2 separate regions of the Homo sapiens genome follow, and region 1 is linked to region 2. A link is a loop called in an ENCODE intact Hi-C map of the cell type or tissue named here. Cell type or tissue: Calu3. All regions are shown on one strand.

Evidence for each region. A loop is a pair of places that touch in the nucleus more often than their neighbours do. Peaks named below come from ENCODE experiments on the same cell type or tissue, not always from the same donor. Only the 100,000 strongest peaks of a DNase experiment are listed, where the experiment ranks them.
Region 1: it touches region 2 in a loop (8-fold over the local background); 62 of 110 quality-filtered maps call a loop at or near these places.

What each region holds. Positions count from the first base shown.
Region 1 is chr5:50,955,006-50,963,005 of GRCh38, reverse strand. No RefSeq gene overlaps it. Among named protein-coding and RNA genes, the nearest start is that of LINC02106, 11 kb to the left of the region's middle. In Calu3, a CTCF peak has its summit at 4,002; a DNase peak (open chromatin) is centred at 3,955.
Region 2 is chr5:52,003,216-52,011,215 of GRCh38, reverse strand. It overlaps LINC02118 (long intergenic non-protein coding RNA 2118), which reads right to left and starts at 3,185. Exons shown (of 4, transcript NR_147166.1): 1 at 3,138-3,185; 2 at 1,367-1,401. In Calu3, a CTCF peak has its summit at 3,799 (motif pointing right); a DNase peak (open chromatin) is centred at 3,785.

The DNA of each region.
Region 1 (8,000 bases), 1.0 Mb after region 2:
TGGGAAAGCGGTTCTCAACCGCGGTTCACACTAGTATTCTAACCGAAATAGTAAACACACACACACACACACACACACACACACACACACACACACACACACACGACCACCTTCAGGGATTCTGATATTCTTAGGCAATTTTTTCTTTTCCCAGATAATATAATATGCTATCACTGTAGAGAACCAATATTTGAGAATTTCCTGGTTAGAGTGCAAGTGAAAAAGTTAACTGGCTTAATATTTAACTTTTATATATCATTTGATATTTACTTATTTTACCTAGAAAACCACAGGCCCACCATTATTTCCTGGGCTACTTGGGAGATATTATTTGAAAGATATTTTTTTTCAGGTTATTGGAAAAGTGATTTGAGTTTCAGTATTTGAAATTTTAAGATTTTTAAGACTAGGTTCTTGTTTCCTTCCTTCTTTCCTTGGGGTAAAATATATGTAGTGTTATCAATAATGATAAAAATAGAATTAATATAAAATTATAATTGTGAGGAGGGCAAGTAATAGCAGTCCACCACTCTAAGGTGGACACCAGATTCTTATTGCAGTAAGTTGTTGGTTGACTCACTTTGGACAATTCTTTTAATCAAGCTGTGCCTCAATTTCCTCTTCCACAAATGAAGTGAACCCATTGGATAATTTTAAGTTACCTTCTAGATTTAGTGAATGTGTAAACCTAAAGCACTAGAGAAAACACATGTTACTAAAAAGTTTGCAGATATAGGCTTTATATGTTATATTCATCCTTTCAAAGAGGAATTATTATTATAAATCCAGATTTTTGAAATGTGGCCTTTTCTATAGTCAAGGCATATCCAGAATTTTTTGTCTGGTACCAAAAAAAATCATATAAACATTAGAGAAATATAGCACAAACTTACACTAAAATAAAATTAAGCAACCTATCATTACTGCTCCATTCATCCAACCAGTCCTGCAATTCAGGCATAGTATTTTTGATAGTTTTGCTACTGTCTCCGCAAATGAATTGATATTTAAAAGGGAAGAAAACGCTGAATTTTTCTTCCACTGCACTCCAGCCTGGGCAAAAGAGCTGAATTCCATCTCAAAAAAAAAAAAAAAAGGAATATGAAATTGGAATTCAAATAAAGGTAGGCCTTATTTGTGGTTAGAATGGAGAACTGTGCCCATCACCATCTTTACATCATCTGCTTTACCACTCCAGCTAAGTGGTGAGCAGATACTTGTGATTAACTGCCCTTTGAGGGGCTTCAGCATGAAATATTTGAGACCCTTTCTGGGTTTCAGTTCTCAAGAACCAGATGTGCATCACCGAGACACTTTAGCAGAGGAGGCTGTGATTATTGGTATCAGCAGAAAAATGTGTTTTGGGAAGGCACCAATTAAAGGTGAAGTATCTCAAAGGAAACAGAAAAAAATTGTAAACAGCAACAGAACATGATGTTTTCACTTTGTTAATTCTCATCAAGAATCACAACACAATATAGCACTTAGATGCTCGATGGTTACATCAACACTCATATTAATATCTTTTAGTAAAATAAAGTATCAATCATATGAAAAATACAGTTTTTAATCATAAGCGGTAATTATTTTTAAGGTTACAGAGAGAATGAACATTTCAAAGACACAAGCACTGAAGCTGTTCACATCCCATACCTCATTTATGACAGCAACTTCAGAACTGGCTTATCTGGGCTATGCGTCCCAGCCTTTTGCATTTTTTCCTAGTAAATAAGCACTAGTTTGATTAAGGGACTTGCTTTGAAGTCTTGCTGGTATTTGAGATTTTCACAGTATTCTTGGCAACTTGGTTCCAAAAATGTTGTTTTATGATTACTTAAAAAAAATGTATCTGTGATGTTTAAGCAAAACAATAAGAGTTCATAAATAATTTGCTTTCATTTTATGGTAGTTTACATGATAATGTGACATAAAGAAGAGAATGTGCTTGAGTGTGTACAGGCATGTGTACAGCAATAGTAGTGGTGGTAGCACACACAGGTTGGGGTAACTGACCACTTCATGACACCTGCTATGAGAACTCCACCTCCTGCCACAGACCTGAACCTGGGCAGCCAGATTTTCACTATGCAACCAATCTAACCACCATTACCTCTGCCTTCTCCCTGCCCACAACTGACTGGAAAGGGATGAATCTCTTTTACAAGGATTCGGAGAAATCAAAGTCTCTCTCCCAGCACTTTGGGAGGCTGAGGTGGGCGGATCACCTGAGGTCAGAAGTTCGAGACCAGCTTGGCCAACATAGTGAAACCCTGTCTCTACTAAGAATACGAAAATTAGCTGGGCGTGGTGGCAGGTGCCTGCAGTCCCAGCTACTTGGGAGGCTGAGGCAGGAGAATCACTTGAACCTGGGAGGTGGAGGTTGCAGTGAGCCGAGATTCCCGCCACTGTGCTCCAGCCTGGGCAAAAAAGCTGAACTCCACCAAAAAAAAAAAAGAGAAAGAAAGAAAGAAAGAATGAAAGAAAGAAAGAGGAAGGAAGGAAGGAAATATGAAATTGGAATTCAAATAAGGTTAGACCTTATTTGTGATTAGAATGGAGAACTGTGCCCATCGCCATGTTTACATCATCTGCTATGTGCTATTGTTTAGCATCGGTCCTTGGTCAGACTGAGCTAATCTTCCTAGGCATTTTGTCTCCATCTAAAGATAGAACTTTACGATTAGGAATTTCTGACACTTGCAGATGTTAGTGAGGATGTTTTGGAGACATTTCTCAAAATGTGTCAATGCCTTTGGGAATGTTCTTGAAGAGAGAAAGAAAATAAAATGTATTAAGAAGCAATTTATATGGGGCAAGCATTTCGATACAGTGTCCTACTTAATCCTCACATGGCTTGGTGCTAGGAGTAGTCATCCACGCCCACTTTGCAGTCAGGAAACTGGGAGTCAGGAATTTCATAACTTAAACCACAGCAAAGATTGTTATCCTAGGGCTGAAATGGCATTTGGAGACCAGTGGTTATAATTCCAGAATCTAAAGTTATTCTGCCATGTGTGTTTCTTTCTATCAGTTAGTTATTTTGACTACGTTGGAGGAATATTCAACTCCATCTAATTACTCACTGATCTAGGTGGGCATCAAGTAAAACAGATAATATCACAGCCAAGATGTACAGAAGTAAGTTGCAGTCTTTTTCAAAACCTGATTTACTAAGATCATTGCTTTGGTTTTCTCAGAAACCTAGAAGCTGGTCTTAATGTTGAATTATCTCTGTTATCTGCATATAGGTAGATTCCCCTGGATTATAATTACTCACAGGTAGTCACATTTCCCCTTTTCCAAGAAACTTACCCCTCCAACAAATTAAGACACATCCTTTTCCTTATAGTATTTTCATCCTTCTTATTTTGGGTATTTTTTATCAAAAGATCCAGATGCTCTGTCCTGTCTCATTTGTCCCATGCTATTGTCTCATTCTCAAAGAGCCATTCATGATGAATGAGCCTTTAATGTTTTCTTTACATATATCCTTCTTTCTTTGAAGGATGTTAATATTCTTCCATTAATATTTCTTCTGAGCCAAGAGACAGATAACGTCCAACTGGCATATTTCCATACTGGACTGAATGATAATTTTATAATAAATATTGCATGTCATTTCTTATTATAAAAATCTCTTTTCAGCATGCATGTCCATTTTGTAAGAGGATTAGCTGGGCTTTGCTGTGGGATACTTGAACTTTTGGTAAGCTTTTTCAATCCTTTCATTTAGTGGAAAGGTGATTAAAATGACAGAAAAGCATTTAAACTTAGTTATCATGATCAACCTTCCCAATAGCTTTCTTTTTCTATCACGTGCTTTAGCCAGAGGTAAGAGAGCAATCATCTTTGAGGGCCTTCTCTACCTGCATCCTACGAAAATGAGTTTTCTAGAATTTTCTCAGATATTCCAGTGGAAGTGTTTCTTATAGTATCCTTTGCTGCCACCTGCTGTTCAGCCTACATTTATGAAAGCTGTCAATGCTATCCATTGTTGATGGTGTATTTTCTAACGTAAGGGGTGGGTAAAGATAACAAAACTGATGCATTGCCAGATCCTGTCAAGTGATCACACTTAAACATGACCTTCGAACCAGTAGCTGCATTTAATGTTTGTAGAAATTTACTTCCTTTGTCACACTCTTAGTGTGACATAGTAGCATAATAACCTAAGAAATCCTATTTCTTTCTCCTTTCAAGAACAGCAGGCTGGTCGTTGAGGAAATCAGTCTTTAAGTTGTTGAGGCCAGAATTGTAAGCTGGAGCCACCATGTGTAACTGCAGTCCACTAATGAATTAATAGCATTTATTTGTACTCCATGCTTCCAGCTGCCCAACCTCCGCTTTGCTATCTTGGTTGCTTGTATCTTGGTTGCTTGTATCTTGGTTGCTTGGTTGCTCTCATCTTTCTGCCACACTCACTGTCAGGAGAGTTGGGCTGCAGTAAATGTTGCTTCCTTGCTGTTTCTTTACTCCCTTTGTGCTCCTTTATTACTGAGCAGGCTCAGTTCTCTAGCTTTGGAGTTATAAACTGGGTTCACAATACAGACTAAATACATGCTGTTCCTCAATCCTTTATGTGAATGCTAGGTGTTTAAGTGCATAAAATGTTACCTTTTTCTTATAAGTGTGCCCATCTCAGTAATTCATTTAGCAGGGAGGTCTCTCCCTAACATTGCTGGAGCATCTGCTAACATTGTAGTTCATTTTCTAGAGACAACACCTTAATGGCAGAAGTTGCATAGGCTAAATGACTTTTGTTTGTGACACTTTACAATTGTAACTAGAAAGAAATTCAACACAGCACTGGGTAAAAAAAATGCAGAGAATGATCTCTTGCTTTCTTCTTAAGCTCACCATCTTTCTCCATCAAACTCAGCAGCAGCAGCGGGAAGGTTACAGTTACTTTTGAGAACACTGCGGCTGATGCTTCTTGTACAAATATTCGCTTTCTTCATGACAGAACTCCTTTTCCAAATTTACATTCAGGCCAAGATAAGTCATCCAGCTCAACCATGCATTTCAAAACCACCTGGTATCCTCAAATGTTCTTGTGACCAGGCTTCTAAAATCCTGTAGGGCAAAAATCTAACAAAGAGAAGTCATCCGCAAAGGTCACTGCTTCCAAGTTCATCTTTGGCAGGATGTAGCTCTGTGCTGATATTAAAAAAAAAAATGTATCTAAAGTACAAGATATAGTTCTCTTTTGTGCAACATTCCCAAATCTGATTTGGCTTTCAAATTTATTGCAACCTTTAAAGGGGTGATTTTGGCAATGTTCTGGGGGTGGGGTTGATAACAGTCAAAAAGCTGTGGAAATGATTTAATGGTTCATGGCTTTGAAGTGCCTATGAAAGACATTTAACTAACTTTATATTTCTCCCTACATTTTCCCCAAAACGTGTATGTGTGGAAATTTTCCAAATTGCTTTTCCTTAAAGCACAGAGGACATCATTTTAGTGCTGGAGGGCAGAAATTTATTACTTTACAAGCTCCTTGCTTGCACATGTTTTTCTTCAGAGCTCACTGAAGTTACTTTTCCATCTTTTGCTAACAAACTGAAAAACTTCTTCTAATTTCTTCTTTGATATGTTATGAAGACAGCCCCCCACCCTTCCTCTATAAATCTTCCAGGTACTTTTAGTGCAGCAGCAGGATATATGAATCTAACTCAGGGAATTAGGAAGGGAGGGAGGGAGGAAGAATTAACATGTTAATCACTTATCTGATGCTAAGCACTAAGTGAGATCCTTCATGTCATATATATTTGCTCATTAAAATCATGAATTAATTTGATAAATACTTATTAAGATTGTACTAAGGTGGCTCAAAACTGTAAACCCAGCACTTTGGGAGGCTGAGGCAGGAGCAATCGCTTGAGCCCAGGAGTTTGAGACCAGCTTGGGCAACACAGGGAGATCTTATGTTTACAAAAAACTTAAAAATTAGCGAGGTGTGATGTTGTTTGCTTTTGGTCCCAGCTACTAGAGAGGCTGAGGTGAGAGGATTGTTTGAGCCTGGGAGGTTGAGGCTGCAGTGAGCTATGGTTGCGCCATTGTATTCCAGCCTGGGCAACAGAGCAAGACCCTTTCTCAGACCAAAAGGAAAAAATAAATAAATATATATATATATACACACACGCACACACACACACACTAAGAGCTGGGCATTCTTGGGACTGAGTACTAACCATAAACTAATTTACTGTCCAGTAGGAGAAACATACAAGTAAAAAGTCAAGGTTGATGCAATATCAAATGCTTTTGAGAGGCAGTTACAACACAGTGCTTGGAAATATGGACTTTGAAGACAGCCTATTTGGGTTGAATACAAATTCTGCTACTTGCTAGCCCTGTAATCTTGTGCAAGTTACTTCACCCTTGGACCTTTGTTGTCTCATCTGTGAATTAGGAATAAGAAGAGCATTTACTTCAATATGTTGTTGTGCAGATAAAATGAATTAATACACTGGGAGTGCTTATAAAGGTGCCTGGTATTTAGATTATATACGTAGCTACTTCTCAATATCCAGATTTCAGCTCAAATGTCATGTCCTTGACTGGAATTTTCCCATCGGCCTTTTTAATATATTTATTTTGAGACTCATCGACCTTTTAAAACCAGGCTCTCCTCAAGAGTCACTCTCATTCCTACCACGTTCTTTAATTCCTTATGGGCCTATCACTCTGTGGAATTACATTCATCTTATTTGCTTGCTTATTAATTGTCTCTTTTGCCTACTAGAGAGTTCAAAACACAAGGGTGGAGACCTCTCCAATTTTATTCGTTGCTTTGTTTCCAGACCCTAGGACAGTGCCTGGAACACACTCATTTTTCTACTAGAATTCATGAAATGAATTGCTGGATGTTAAGAGTTATGACAGGGGTAAGCACAGAGCTCTATTTGGAAGTACATAGGAGAGAGAGTTGACCCAGTCTTTGATGGCATGTCATATGGTTTCCAGGAGGAAGTGACATCCTTCAGCACCGGCAGACTGTTCATCATTAGGGGCAGAGGTAAAAAGACAGGAATTCCAGGAAGCAAGAGGGAGGGAAAATATGCATTTAATCCTCATAATGGCAGTTTAAGATGGGCATTTTTATCCCCATTATCTGAAGTGAGAAAAAGAAACTGAGAGTGAGCTATGTGAACTTGCCCAGAGTCCCAGAGTTAGTACATGTCAGGGATAAGATTAAATCATTCCACTGCACTTACCTGCAAAGAATAGGACTGTACGAGCCTCAAAATCAGAAATGATATCTAGTGCCTGAAATTGTTCTTCATAGACCCCATTCACTCAGAAATGTTGCTGTGATGTTTTTCCTGTGCTATGAAGAGTATCACAACATGTCACTCTTCGCTGCAGATCAAGAGGAGCCTTCTTGGATTCCACCTCACTGTCTTTTCATGATCTAACCTTGTATCTGGCTTCCTTGTTACAAACACACGTCATACATTCCAAACTGCATGGAAAATAGAAAAGCAATTCTCTACACTTGAACATGCACATAGAAAAACCCAGCCATTTTGGTGAAGATGAGATTGGTTAATTCTCTGGCTGTTGCCCTATCCTGTTCATGCTCACTAGGCAGACAACACCAAGCTTGGCCCTGGTAGAACAGCCTCATCTCTGAATGCTCTCTACCGGCCAGTGGATCAACAGCTTACTCCTCCTTTAGAAACACTGGAAAGAGGCTTTCGTCAATAGATTTAACACAGTCTTTTTTTCTTTTTTTAATATTTGGAGAGATTTATTCTGAGCCAAATATGAGTGACCATGGCCTGTGACACAGCCCTCAGGAGGTCCTAAGAACATGTGCCCAAGGTGGTCAGGGTGCAGCTTGGTTTAATACATTTTAGGGAGGCATGTGACTTCAATCACATACATTTAAGAAATATGTTGGTTCTGTTCAGAAAGGTGGAACAACTTGAAGCGGGGCAGGGGACAGGAGGGGGATGGGTGGTGGGGGAGGTGGCTTCCAGGTTATAGGTGAATTT
Region 2 (8,000 bases):
ATTTGAACCTTTGTAGGCACATGCCTTGTTGAATTGGATGGTAAGAGGAGATTCATATGCACCAAAGCCCATATTCACACTCTTATTTCAATATTTTTTAACTGGAATTTAATTTTAAACTTGAATAGAAATCTGAGAAAATTAACATGTGGTCAAGGTTTTAGGTGAACATAAAATTACCTAACTTGATGAGGACAGTGTACAAATTCTTGATAATCAGCAAATGTTAAGCAGAAAATTTGAGCACTGTTTTGGGTATTTTTTATCTCGTTCTTGCATTTCAACACCAAATTCCTTTAACATTTTTTTCACAAATCATGGAAGGAAAAGGAAATAATAATAATGATGGCAATGATCTATTTTGACCATCTTATTATTTTCACCTTATTCATCTGGGAGCTACAGTGCAGTCTTAACCATCCCATAAATACTGATCTAGCCAAAGGAAACAGACTGTATTTTCCCTCGACTCTTTGCACTGATATATTGAAATAGCAGGGAAGAAAAAAAAAGGCCCATAATGCTTCATTAGTTAATTGTGCAGAGCACAGCTCTTTAGGGGTAAACAAGTGAAGGACATTTGCTGAATGGCCCATCCTCGTCATGCATATTATGGCCTAATGATGCTAGTAATGGTAGGAGGCTCCTGGAGAGTCATCTGTCAAATTAGCACATTGAATTATTTATTGCCTCAGAGTAAAATTGTTGAAAGGTAGCAGCTGAGACATGGTTTTTATAAATCTAAAATTCAGAAAAAAATACTAAAAAACTCATACAGCTGCTTTGAGGGTATATTCGTTTTTTAACACTTGCATTTATGAACACAATAGTCTTTACTGAGTAAATAGACTGAGTTTGTTTCTACCTTTAAGTCTGATTTGTTGTGTGTTTGTGTGTGTGTATGAAGTCCTGAGTATTTTATGTCATTAGTGATAGTGTAATAACCTAAAATTCAGGTTAATTGTTAAGTCTTCATAACTCATTTCATCTATATCACCAATGATAACCATAAGACAAAATGCCAATTTTTACTAGGCTGTGCGCCCAGAAACTAACATGGAGAGTATTGTTCTTGACTTCCATGTCTCAATTGTTCATATTTTTGTTCTACCACAGTGTTGTCTAAGACAGAAAATCTGCCTTCCTAAGACTTAGGGGAAAAGGCAAACCTATGCTAAACTCTTAAAAAAAAAAAAACAGTAAATATAAGAAACATAAACTAAGAGGACTCTAAACATTACAAAGCCTAATACAGTCAAGGTCTTTCAAAACATATTAATTATTTGTTCAGTATTTACTTAGTGGATACCGACAGAAAGTGTTTTTTCTATTCATACATATTATGTACAGAAATAAATTCACTTACTAATTTCTTCCACTGGCCAATGAAGAGTCACTGTTCTGAAAGAAATTAAAAAAAAAAAAAAAAACAATTAACCAATTCTATGTGGTCCCTATTACCTCTTTATTTCTTTTCTTTTTTCTTTTTTTTTAAATTCCTGCTCTAAACAGATAACTAACTTGGGAAGACTTAACATTTTGATTATAAAATAGATCACTAATTTCAAATAAGCAGGGTTACACTATGTATTATTTGGCCTCAAAGTAGCAATGTAATGAATTTCTTAATAACATTAAATTTAAATCACTATGAGTAATTGAGAACATATATGTGTGTGTATATGTATCCATTTGGTCAGAAACAACTCCAGTTAATTCTAGTAATGTTCTGAGTGGTAGAAGAAACTGGCATCTGGCAACTTCTGGGTGGCTGGCCTGCTACTGGGAAATGATCATAGAGAAAATAGCATCAAATCAGGGTCTTGAAATATGAATGGGCTTTCAATACCCAGGGAGAAAGACAAAACCAGTTATCTTGGAGAAAAAACAGGTTGGAACAGGATATTGGGAAGATATAAAGAAAATTAATCTAAAAACCAAGTTGTATAAGATCATGGAAGGTCTTGACATGTTAAGAAGCATATAATTTAAGGGAAAAAATTCAAACAGATATAGAGAGATAGATTCAGCAGAAGAATCTTTAGAAAAAGTTTAAATAATGTTGGATAAATTCTAAAATAATATATATATTCTAGTTTTCATCATTATCACTACCATAAATATGGTATGTGGTTTTCCACATGGGAAAGGTGAAGAGAGAGAAAGAGGAAAAGTAGAAGTACTAAATTAAGTGGCCACTGTCCTGGGAGAATTGTGATGCTAATTATCAAGTAAAAGAATCAGGGAGAGAGGGTCAAATTTAATAATGAAGACAACAAAATTTCATTATTGACATTTGGAGTTGAAGATTTTGGTGAGGCATTTAAACCAAAACGTCCAGAAAGTTGTTGAAAAGTGAAAGTGTAGCTCAAAGAGAAGTGAGTTAAAAATTTACAGCTGATAAATGGAAATTTCTTTCACGTGGATAGAAAGTCATGCGAATAGCTAAATTGTTTATTTGGTGTGGTTTGGCCAATGCAAATGTTGTCTGCCTGCATATTTTACTTTCTTTTGATAATATGGGCATCGTGTTGAACAATTACTGTTTTTATTACCCCATCAATTTTCTCATCAAGATCTGATTTTTCTTATCGCTATTGCTATTTTAATTCTTTTCATCTCAGCTCTTCTTTCTGAAGTTCTTTTGTATTGACCTTCCTTTTCATCTTTATTAATTTTGTATTTTTCTTTTAAACTCTTTACTGAAATGAAAAATGTTTACTCTATATTTCAAGAGCTTCAGTGTTTCATAGATACTCTCTAACTTAATAGAAGTAAAAAGTATGGGGAAATTGTTATTCTCAGCTTGTAGCAGTTGAAGCAGACCTGCTGATGACCCAGGTCTATGCAATTCCAAAGTTTTGATTTGGCTTTTTTGTTCTTTCTATATCACATTGCCTCCTCCATAGACACTATCTCAGCTTTTTACCTTCATTTCCAATAGCTATCCTTAATCCCTTACTCCTATCCCATTTTCTCTTATCAGTCACCTCTCTTATTATGGATCTACTCCTCCAGTTGGCACTCTTCCTCATGCTGCTGTTCTGTGTCTTTAAATCCTCTTCTCACCTTTCCGTATGCTCATCTGCTCAAACCATTAAGTTTTATCAACCCAATAACATTTATAACAACTTTACCTTTAAAATTGATGATGGAGTTGTAAGTGGTCTCAAATTCACCCTTCATTCAATACTCAAAAGATGGCATTGAAATCCCTTGCTATGTTACAAAAGTCCACACTGTGACAACAGAATGGAAAAGTATAATTTTGGCTGTATGCCATTTGCCTAGACGAATCACCAACAGTTTTGCTGCTTATATGAATACATTTTAAATTGTAGTATTATTTTTCTTGTTCACAAACTTGTAATATGTGGTCAAAAACATATTTCAAAGGTGAACACTTTTTAGACAGTAAAACTGCTCCAAGCATTCAAATTTTTTAAATATCATGCTACTTTTTTTTCTTTTAGAGTGGTTATCTATTAGGTAATAGCTGGGTTTGATTGCGGCAGGATATCAACTGATGCCTACCTGGCAATTAAGAAAACCAGAACTTCGTCTATCATACCCCCAAAGAACTGTAGGATTGATACCTGGAACAGGGAGGATTAGCAGCTGACGGTTGGAGCAGGTCATATTGAGCTTACTTCAGAGGAAGAATACACTAATTTCATATCTAGGAGTTTGCGTTGAAATAAATGTGGGAAGGTATGTTATTTTAAAGGAGCCATATTTACATCGACCATAAAACCTGAGGGAATGCTGCTGGTATTCCAGTAGGTGGCAATCTTCCCCCAGAATATGCAGCTAACCAAGGTCCTAGTGCAGGTTTGGGATGTGCAGCTTGTCTAAATTAACACCAAGGATTCTGTCTCTAAAAGTTCAAAACTTCAACAAAAGAACAAACCTCTTTGTATATTAGAATACTTTCCATGCTCTTAGTAAACCAAATCTTAGTGGATTTACCTTGCATCACCAAACTAAATCAGGCATTCTTTGGGCCTTATCTTTCCTTTTCATGAGTTATATATGTACAGCGATATAAGTATACCATCTCCACTATCCTTCTCAAATTATTCGTGTATATTAGAAACTGCTCTTTGCCAAACATCAATTTATAACACTATCAAGACAGTTAATGAGAACCTGTAAAATGTTATCACCCTTGCAATATGTTTAAGGCAGAAAATTTAAATGATTCTGTGGACTACATGTGACTCTCCGCTATATCTATCCCATCAATTAAGGAATTGTAAGTTGAAGGTTTTGTAAAGGCTTTTGCAAAATAACAAGTGTTTCTCAGTGCAAAGTTTGAAAAATAGATTTTATGGGGAAATGCAAAGCAATCAGAATGCCTTATCTGTGGAGAGAAAGTTTATAGGAATATTTGCTATGCTGTGATACTAGATTTTTGTTGTAAAATCTTCTAAGTGATGTGTAATATAATGGTTACTGCTGTCATTCTGGGATTTTAATGTCATTCTTCCAAACAACCACAGCATAGGCTAGGTGCAGTCTTTGGTCTTCTCATGTTTTTTTGTTTGTTTTGTTTTTAAATAAATCTATTATTTTATTTTAAGTAATTATTTTCTAATTTGGCATATAGTCTCATAAATATGGACTAATATGGTAGCATTACTACTGTTAGGTAATATTAGGTTCTTCTTAACTTCTGAGTAAAAGAGAAATGTGTGTTTCCCTGTTCCCTTGATGTCATATGTGTGTGTGACTTACTTTAGCAAAGAAACAAGTGTGAGAGTGATCTATGTCACTTCCAAGCAGAAACATGGAATTGTCAAAATGATAGTTTCCAAACTGTGGCTTCTTCATCAGCCTCAATCATTTGGTGAAGTCAAAGTGGAAGAAAATCCCTAGTTTACCAGAACAGATATGTAGCATGGTCCAAAAATAGATCTTTATTGTTTTAGGCCACTGAGATTTTGGACTTGTTTGATAGCTTAATGTAACTTAATCAATCCTAACACTATAAAAAGGAATTAAACTTAGTACTATAAGATAGATGATAAGTACTATTAAGTCATATATTCTGCTCAACTCTCCTCTGTTAGGACAGTAAATAAATGTAATGCATGTATAGACAAAATATACTATGGAAGTATATACCTGGGCACTAAAATTATCTCAAACTAATAAAATGCTTTCCTAATATGGAGCCAGCTTCTACATTCTCCTCCTCTGGGTGAAAGCTGGACTCCTCTATAATTGAGAATCTTCTAGTAAATCATTTTCTAGATCAATATTAGAAAATCAAAGGTTTAACTGAAAGTGTAGACAAGTTAAACTTCAGGACTTTCTTAGGTAAAAAATGATTATAATTGGTATGTAGCTAATACATATGCTTTTCAGATCCCTACCAAGCTGTATCTCAACTGCAAGACTTTTCAGATACTTCAACATTCAACATTCATTGTGAATTTCCAAGAATGAAAGATAACATTACTGGCAAAGTCAGTTTATTATTGACTAATAATAAATTCCAGGAAATGTAATGCCACTCTGTCTTGTGCTTAAACAAAAATATTTCCTCATGTAAAAAACAGTAGTGCATTTAACCATTATAGAGACAATTTCCTTCATAATCATTTCCTTTTAGAAGCATACCTCTGAAGGAATTACAAAAAATTTAGAAATGATTTTCTTATTTTTTAAAATACATATTCATGGTTTATTTCTAAAGATCATAACTCTTACTCACCTGCATTGTGGTATGATTCCTGATTAGAAGGGGTAAAAGAGAGGAGTTGGGGATAGTACCACACCATCTTGGGTACACTTTTGCTGTATGTTGAGTATCTAAATCCCATCCTTCATACATCAGGACATTAATCAAAGGTTTAAACCTACTTTGTTGGTGCATGGCTTCACAGCTCTCATTGATTTCTATATTTGGTTAATAGTTGGTGGTCTAATTTACTCATTTACTCAACAATCCATTATTGCATTCCTAATAAAGACCAGGTTCTGTGTTATGCACCCAAGATACAAAGTTGAAAGTAACATGATCCCTGTTCTGAAAAAGGTCATTATTTATCAGAGAGTAAAAGTTATTTGAATGTACTATAAATGTCAAAAATAAGATATTTTCAAATACTTTGAATACCAAAGCAATAGAGCAATTAATGACATACCAGGAAATATAAGCAGAATGATCAGAAGCACATCGTCAAAGTTTATGTCGTATTTGGAGAACTATGTGTGATCTGGTATAGTTCAAATGACCCAGGGGCATTTGGAATACAGGACTTAAAAAACAATATTTATTTATGTAAAATAGTCAAATGTATAGCTTGCTTAAGATGAAACACTTTAAGCAATTAAAGGTAGACAATAAGGATATTTGAAAATCACCAAGTAATATGTCTTGTAAAATACTAACCTCAAATGGTCCAAATAAGAGGCAGATTAGAAAAGTAAGGTGGAAGGAAGGGGACATAGTGGAGATGAGGTGGAGAAATAAGTATTTATTGATCACCTAAATTTTCTAGGCATATTGGTGGTAGTTTTCACATATCATCACATATCTTATTCACAGCCAGCCAGTCAAGTAGGCATTACAATTCCTACTTCATGAACACTCTTAAAAGCTCTTGGACACAAAAATGAAAAAAAAAATTATTTTCCTTAAACTAGGAATAAAGTCCTTTTTCATAAATTTTATATTAGTTAAGTAATCTCCTTTTTTACTTATGATTCTTACACAATGATAATCATAAGTAAATGTAACTAGGGTATTGAACAATTTCAATGAAAAAAGTTAGCACTATATATTTTCATAGAAATGATGAAAATATATGTATCATATTTATGTTTCATTTAGTTAACCATATCTCAGAAATTCTTCTGGCCTTAAGTTAGCCTAAACAAACTCTTATGGGCAGAAATAGCAGTTACCTTTTTAGAAGTGGAAAGGTGTGATACCTTTCATCACCCATCATAAGGGTCACAACTGATACTCCTATGACAAAAGATTAATAAGAGAAGACTGTAACAAATGTATTTATTCAAAGTTTTACATGACATGGGAGCCTTCAGAAAGGAAAGACCCAAAGACCCAAAGAAAAACTGCCCTTTGTTATGCTTAGGTTCAATGACAAATGGATAGTCATGTAGAAATGTGATTAGACAAAAGGAAATAATCGAATGGTAATAGACTGAGGGGGGAACCAGGCAAAGCCTGGCTATTCATGTTCTTCTTGGCCTCTCTGTGTAGCATTCCTTCCCCCCACATATGGTATGGAGCAGGGTCCCTCTGGAACAAGGATCTTCAAGGGAGAAGAAAGAAGGGAGGAAGTGACCTTTCTAGGTTTTATGGATTGCTTTGGGGAAAAAGACTTCTAATTTCTATGATCCCCCTAGGGGAAGAGGAATTCTGGTTTCCATGACTCTCTTCTGATGGAAAAGAGAGACAGGAGACAAGAAGGCAGGAGAAGGCCAAGAGAACTTGCTTCTGAGGCCTTCTAATCTCCTTTAGTTCAAAGTACTCAGCATGCCAAGACAACGTACTTTGGGGTATCATGTTCTGAGCCCCACCACCTTCATAGACATACTCCTTAATCCAAGATACATTTTTTCATAAATATCACTCAACTCTATTTTTTTAATACATTCTATTTTTTTTCTGGCTAATATGTCTTGTTATTACAGTCATTGAAGCAGAAGAAATTACTGTTACCTATCTTACATGTTTTGATCCAATGTAAAAATCGTTCCCTAATAAATATCTACCCCCAAACTTCTGTTCAAGTTTTACAGAAACACATAGATATAAACCTTTCTGATATCAGACTAAGACTTTTAAGTTATCAGGCTTTTAGACTTTAACATTGGTAGATTGATAACTTATCCTCCATGTCTTATTCTCATTTTCTTCTACTCTCATTCACTGACTCCAATTCCAACCTGAAGCACGAAAACCTCCTGTAGGCAACACATTCCCCATAGTCACACAAACTTTGGCCATGGGTATCAATCCTTGT